Regions from separate parts of the Homo sapiens genome. Here region 2 is linked to region 1. A link is a contact called in ENCODE Hi-C data. All regions are on one chromosome and are shown on one strand. Each heading gives the region's core, a stretch centred on a gene start or an enhancer-like site at or near the end of the contact. The rest is flanking DNA. Distances are from core to core; before and after follow the strand shown. Region 1 overlaps CACNA1A (calcium voltage-gated channel subunit alpha1 A). Region 2 holds the start of SAMD1 (sterile alpha motif domain containing 1).

Region 1 (2,666 bases), core at 83-2,582:
TCATAGGGGATGACGTGTGCATCTACTTTGAGATAAATCCATGGGTGATGGCACAACCTTACTCCTGGTGGGAGAGCTGACCCAGGGTCCAGCACCCTCTTCCAACGTGATAACTTCTAGTCCTCAGGGTGAGAGCCTCAGGCTTGCTGGGGGTGGGGTGGAGGGAGTTTAGGAGGAGGCAGAGAGACATAGGGGACATTTAGAGGTTCATCAGGCTAAGGGAGGTTGCTACTCCTTTTCAAGGCAGGAAACAAGGGTTAGTTCCAGACTCCTATCCAGACATCTGGCATCCTCCTAATTTCAATAAATAGCCATCAAGATAACAACAGGCTACCATGTGTTGCAAAATGCCACTTTACACTGGTAACAATATCACTATATATACACATACATATATATACACACACACATATAATACATATGTGTGTGTGCGTGTACATATATATATATACATATATATATATATATATTTTTGTTGTTGTTGTTTGTTTGTTTGTTTGTTTGAGATGGAGTCTGGCTCTGTTGCCCAGACTGGAGTACAGTGGCCCAATCTGGGCTCACTGCAAGCTCCGCCTCCCGGGTTCACGCCATTCTCCTGTCTCAGCCTCCCAAGTAGCTGGGACTACAGGCGTCTGCCACCATGCCCAGCTAGGTTTTTGTATTTTTAGTAGAGACAGGGTTTCACCGTGTTAGCCAGGATGGTCTCGATCTCCTGACCTCATGATCCGCCCGCCTCGGCCTCCTAAAGTGCTGAGATTATAAGCATGAGCCACTGCGCCCGGCCTATATGTATATATTTTTGAGAGGCAGGGTCTCACTCTGTCACGCAGGCTGGAGTGCAGTGGTACCATCATAGTGCATTGCAGCCTTGAACTCCTGTGTTTAAACAATCCTCCCGCCTCAGCCTCCCGGGTAGCTGGGACTACAGGTGTGTGCTACCATGCCCCGCTAACTTTTAAAATTTATTTTGTAGGATGGGCTCTCATTATGTTGCCCAACCTGGTCTCCAACTCCTGGCCTCAAGTGATCCTCCCACCTCAGCCTCCCAAAGTGTTGGAATTACAGGTGTGAGCCACTGCACCTGGCCTCTTACCTAACTTATTTGGTAATGAAACCTGATCTGATTGGACATGAAGCTCTTTATACTTGTTATTTACCCCATTTGATGTAAATAGTTACACATTTTATGGCAGAAATATTGTGTTTGATTATAGGGCTGCCTTAGACCCAGCTGAGGGTGTCATGTCCCACATGGGAATCTCAAAATATTCTCAACTTTGAAACACATCTGCCTGTAACGATTTCAAGTAAGGAACTGTGGATGTGTATTAATATCCCTCACATGACAAAGGCGGTGGCTGAAAGGTCAATCAATTTGCTTATGACTCATTCTGTGGCTCTGGGTGGTGACTCAAATTCTAAAACCGGTTTTCTTTCTACCCAAGATCCAAGCTGGTTGCAACTGAGTCACTTCCAAGGCTCATCACTTCTCCAGTCTCTGAGCCCAAGTGGCCAATGCCTCTAGCCACTTCCCCCCTGCCCACCTGCTGGTTCCAATGGGAATGTGCTGGAAAGTGGAGACCCACCGACAATCTTTCTCAAACTCTTTGGACTCGTCAGTGCAGTGGAAGAATTTCCCCTTGAAGAGCTGCACAGCCACCACGGCGAAGATGAACATGAATAGCATGTAGACGATGAGGATGTTGAAGACGTTTTTAAGTGAGTTCACCACACAGTCAAACACAGCCTGTGGGGTGGAGTTGACAGAGAGCATGAGGGGCTGGGGACCTGCCCAACCTTCTGCCTCCAGTGGCCCATCATACCAAAATACTGCCATGATCATTCCCATTTTACAGGCAAGGTCATAAGTCAAGTCACTAGGGTAAGGTCCCCCCAGCTTTCAGAAATAAGCGTTGGAGGAGTTGGACTCAATCCTGGCATTCTATGGATCTAAAACTCCCAGATGGGATACCAGAGATGCTTTTAAGTGATACAGGAGCCCAACACAGAAAAACAAGGTAACAAAGTTACTTCCTTTCCAACTCTCTCAATCCTTTTGAGTGAAGGAGAAATTTTTACTTAGTTGCTACCATGTTAACACCTACCATTGACATTTTCCCTCTTTAACCAAGAAAGAGCAGTTGTCAATGCACAAAGCCTTAGGCAGGCAGCCATATTTGGTTAGATTTCCATAACAGTATCTGTTTTCTGTCTTTAATTTTTAGTAGAGACAGAGTCTAACTATGTTGCCCAGGCTGGTCTCATTCTCCTGGGCTCAAGCAACACTCCTGCCTTGGTCTTTCAAAATGCAGGGATTACGGGTGTGACTTGATTTAAAGAAACATATTACATAAGAGATAATACTGGGGACCCCCAGGTGAAGCATAGAGTGAAAGTGGGTGCTCTAATGACTGGATTTTATTTCCCTTAATATATATATATGTTTTTGAATGACAGGCTTTTGGGAAATGCTGGTTCATGCTATTTTGGAATGGGAGATACTAGAGCCTAGAATAGGTAGATGAAAAGTCAAAATTTTATGGAACAAGAAATCTAGTTCCTGCTTCCCAGATCACGGTTATACCCTTTTAAATCCATATGATGCCTTCATGCGAATTAGGAAAAAGGATCTTAACCCCAAGACACTTCATCTAAAGAAAAACTGC
Region 2 (4,414 bases), core at 122-2,621, 830 kb after region 1:
AGCATGCAAAATTAGTAGCTGTTCTAATCCCAGACCCTGACTGTGGCGTCCGGGCGGTGGGGAGGAGGAACCGATTCCACCTTTAAGAACAATACGGACTAACTTTTACGCATTCACTCCGTGCCAGGCTCTGTGTTAACTAAAGCCCTCGACAACCAAATCTTACTAAACTCGCTCAACAACCCCAAGGGGTCGCTACTGTTATTAAACCGCGTTTACAGCGGAGGAAACTGAGGCTCCGGGAGATTCAATCACTTGCCAAGGTCACCACGCACCGAGCCCGCAGGAAACGCGCGCAAAGCCCCAGCCACCCGCCACCCAGTTCCTCCCGGGACTCGCGCCCCCGCCACCAACTTCGCCCGCACCTGCCCACCGCGCGGCGCCCCCGCTCCCCGGCGCGCTCACCTTGCTGCGAGACGGGCGGGCGCTGGCGGCCGGCGGCGCCCGTCCGGGCCTGTCCCCGCGGGGCAGCGCAAGCGCTCCGAGACGGGTGCGCTCCAGACGGCCTCGAGCCGCCGCCTCCTCCTCCAGCAGCCCCTGCACGCGGCCGCGGGTTAGGCGACCGCCGGCGCCGCCGCTGCCCCCGAGGTAGCGCACGACTTCCCGCAGGCTCACGGGCCGCGCCGCGCCGCCGGCCCGCACCGCGCCCCCCTCCGGCGGCGGCTGTGGCTGCGGCGGCGGCGGCTGCTGCTGCTGTGGCGGCGCCGGCGGGGCCGGCGGGGTGGCTCCGCGCCGGGGCGGCTGGACGCGCGCCGCGTTGCGGTACGAGATGCTCCCCTTGTAGCTGACCCGGAGCACGGCGCGCTGCTGGATCAGTTTCTCGAGCTCGGCGCGCGTGCGCTCCGGCTCCGGGCCGTGCCGCCGCCGCACCATCCGGCAGATGCGCTCCAGGTCCGGCCGCGCCTTGCGCGAGCGCAGCGAGTCGATGGTGTCCAGGATCCACTCTTGGTAGTGCGGGGAAGCGGCGGACGACGAGGCGGCGGCCGCCGTGGTGGCGGCCGCCGCCGTCTCCGGCGGGGGTAGGGCCGGGGGCCCCGCCATGCCTCCCGCCCGGCCCGGCTGCACCGTGCGCGCTGCCTCCCTCCCAGCGCGGCGCCCCCCTCCCCGGCTCCCCTCCCTCCGCCGCTGCCCGCCTCCTCCGCCTCCCCCCCCGGGGGGCGCAGCGCCTCGGCGGAGCGGCGGCGGCGCTGCTGTTTCTTTGCAAAAAAAAAAAAAAAAAAAAGAGAGAGAGAGGGAGAGAGAGAGAGAGGAAAAAACAGTGAGAGAGAAAGAAAAGAGAGAAAAAAATATGCACACACTCACTCACTCGCACGCACGCACACACAGACCCGCTTCTGCTGGGCGCGCGCGGGGCCGGGGATGCGAGGGGGAGGAGGGGAGCGCGGCGCGGCCGGCCCCTCCCCGCCGCCGCCGCCGCCGCACGCGCGCCCTGCGCCCGGGACACTCCGGCCCCCCTTCCTTCCCTCCCTCCCTCCTCCCCGCCGCCCGCCTTCCTCCCTCCCACCCCCACGCGCCCGCTTTTAAGGTGGAGCCCGGGCCCCCCGCCCGCCCCCTTTACCCTGCGCTCTCGCTCACTCCGGCTCGCTCCGGCCCCCCCTTACAACTCCCGCGCGCTTTTTAAGGAGGCGCCGCGGAGTTGGCCCGGGGCGGGGGCGGGGGAAAGCGGCGGGCGGGGGAGGGGGAGGGGAGTGCCGGGGGGAGTGGAGAGGGGGCGGGCAGGGCGGGCGGGCGGCGCTCGGCCGCCCTCCAGCCATTGGGCGCGGGACCCAGACGTCCCCGGCGCCCAGCCCCCCTCTCCACGCCTCTCCAGCGCGCTCCGCTCTCGGGACCGCACTTACCGGGAACTCGCCGCCCGCGGGCCGGGGCTGCCGCGCTCGCAGGGTGCTGCGGGGACCCTCCTGCTGCCGCCGCCCCCGCGTCCCTCAGGCGCGCCTGGCCCGGCGCTGAGGATGCGGGAAGGGGGGCGCGCACCCTCTCCCCCTTCTACTCCCCCTGCCAGGGCCGCCCCCGCCGCCGCTCGGCCTCCTGGCGCGCCAGCCCCAGCGCCTCCCTAGAGCGCCCTCTCGGTCCCGGGCTGGACGCCGAGGGGGCGCGCCGCAGATTTGGGGACCCCGAATCTGGGGTCAAAGGGCAGTTTGACGCTCGTTTCTCCTGCGGGGCCGAAGGAGTGCCGGAATTTCAGCTAAACCCTGGTTACAAGGACTTCAAGCCAGGACCTGATCGGCCTGCACGCTGGGGTCCGAAATTCCCTTTCCAACCCCCTGGGGGTGTGTGGGTGGGTGATCGAAGTCGAGAACACCAGCGACACTTTTTTTTTAAACAAAACTTTATTGGTAATAGTTTTCAAATATGTTTACAACAGCACACTGTTCAAGAGGAAGTCTCGTCCTTCGCAGCACACAGGTTGAATCGCCCCCGCACCCACCCGGGGCCCCACCCCAGGCCTGAGAACTCCTCCTGGGATGGGGAGAAGTTATGAGAGGGGGAAATACGGGGATGAATGGGGTGGCTCCCCAGCGGCTCCCCACTTTTCTATTACGAGAGAAAAAAGCACAAATGAGAAAGTGGGGGAGAGGTGATGGACAGCTGACAGCTAAGCTGGAGGAGGGGCGCCCAGGATGGGGGAGGCGGAAGCTGGTGGGTGAGTAAAACAGGCAGCCCCTCCCCAGCAGCTCTAGCCTTGAACCCCGGGCCGTGGCTTGGGGGGACTTGGCCTCTTCTGTTCCCTTTTGCAGGGATGCCCTCCCCACTCAGCTGAGGGAAGGCTGGACGTTAAAATCTAGCGGAGAATAAAATTAAGGAGTTGGGGGGAAACGCTGCTGGGAGGAAAGACTTGGGCTTGGGGCTCCCCCTCTGTCTTTTTGGGGGATGACTCCTCTTTGGCAGGGAGAGGGGCAGCTGCTTTGTCTGGCTTTCAAAGCCCAAGGGTGAAGACAGGTCTGTTGGGGAAAAAGAGAGCGGAGGCTTCCTAAAGGGGCCTAGACCCTCGCAGGATTGGCAGAGAGGATTCCCCGGGGAGGGGCCCAGGGGAGATTAGCAGCGGGGAGGTTCAAACCCCAGCGCCTCCCTTTCCAAAGTCAGTCTGCTTCTCTTTAAAATGGATTTGAGGAATGGGGGGACATGGGAGGGGTGGGAGTAGAGGAAGGAGGGAGGGAGGCACTGGTGGAACTTAAATAAGATTTTAAATTGTTGTTTTTTTAAAAAAATTCTAGCAAGCAACCCACTGAACATGTCACTAAAAATCTCTCCTTCCCAGGCAGGATTACTCCGAAAGGAAGGTTGGCGCTTCGTTCATTTGCCCTTAGCAAGTGGGGCCTGTGGTTGGGTGGGATGGGGGTGTGGGTGGGGGCTGGAGTTAAGCGTGAGCCCCTCTTTCCATACCCTGTCCCTGGATACACCAGCAAGACCTGGTCTGACTGGAGTTGAGAAACTCGTTTAAAACAGGCAGAAGTGGGCTGGGAGGGCTGAGGGGCTGGGGGGCTGTGGGGAAAGAGGAAGGGAAAAGTGGGAGAGGGGGCAGGAGGGTGAAGGGGATGAGGGGGAGCAGCTGGTGTTTCTGTCCCTCTGATTATCTGGGCTTCCTGCTCCCCCTAACCCTGGAGGGTGGGGTGGGGGTGAAATTAGATGCAAGGAACTCTGGGGCCCTCTGGCTGTTCAATCCAACCCTCCCACCCCCCCGACCAAAAAAAAGAAAAAAGAAAAAAGAAAACCCATGGGGGCACAGGCATGCCCCTAAAACTCAGAAAACTCCTTGCCACACTTCTCATTGATGGAGACCCGGATTTCTTCTTCCTCATAGTCGTCAAAGTTACTCGTATCCCCAGGGCCTTTAAACTTTGGTATGAAGGGAGCTTCCACCTGGAGAGGGATCAAGAATCACCCAGACCTCAGCATTCAACATAATCATTATTACAACAATAAATGCGAATGGCCTAACATTCAAGAGATATTTACTCTGACTCAGGCCTGTGCTTACCATTAGGTTATGGATTCCTCTTAACAGCCCGAAACTCTTAATGTAGCAACTCATCAAAGGGGAAATTACTTCCCAGAGAGAGGCATCTGTTGCACAAGGTCATGGAATGGCCAAATGACCCCAGAATCCCATTTCTAGACCCCACTGCTCTAAGCTCTCTACTCTAGGTTGCTCCTGAACCTGTGTTCTCTTCTCTATTTCTCTATTGGCTGTCCTCCCTGACTCTTGGCCTGCTCCCAAACCCTCAGCAGGCTTAAGGAGGGGAGGCCCACCTTCCTCTGGTAGATGGCAATCCAGTCAGTTGTGGCAAACCACTTGTGGTTCTTGATATCGTTGACCCCATTCTTGAGGTTCCCAAAGCGCTTGGTGAGATCTACCTGCAGGAGGTTCCGCAGCAGGTCCTTCAAGTCAGAGCTGAAGTGGGAAGGGAAGCGCACC

What was found. A loop is a pair of places that touch in the nucleus more often than their neighbours do. Pooled maps may share reads with other maps.
Region 2: a pooled map shows a loop between it and region 1 (3-fold over the local background). The contact joins the promoter of SAMD1 here to the enhancer-like site in region 1. A Hi-C loop is called at or near these places in 1 of 168 maps with a recorded cell type or tissue (B cell), 1 of 37 single-sample maps with no recorded cell type and 5 of 50 pooled maps.

The regions. Positions count from the first base shown.
Region 1 is chr19:13,259,864-13,262,529 of GRCh38, forward strand. CACNA1A (calcium voltage-gated channel subunit alpha1 A) reads right to left here. Exons shown (of 47, transcript NM_001127222.2): 26 at 1,587-1,747. Among named protein-coding and RNA genes, the nearest start is that of IER2, 110 kb to the left of the region's middle. RefSeq lists enhancers at 875-2,074, 1,283-1,512. Within about 2 kb of position 1,333, at least 7 of the 41 ENCODE cell types and tissues checked have a DNase peak (open chromatin) inside an H3K27ac peak, as active enhancers do; they include B cell, where a contact is called at or near this core.
Region 2 is chr19:14,089,380-14,093,793 of GRCh38, forward strand. SAMD1 (sterile alpha motif domain containing 1) reads right to left here and starts at 1,372. Exons shown (of 5, transcript NM_138352.3): 1 at 406-1,372. The coding sequence starts at 1,041. It overlaps PRKACA (protein kinase cAMP-activated catalytic subunit alpha), which reads right to left. Exons shown (of 10, transcript NM_002730.4): 9 at 4,249-4,413; 10 at 2,309-3,858. The coding sequence ends at 3,733. RefSeq lists silencers at 378-427, 728-987, 1,318-1,537, 1,678-1,727, 1,778-2,107.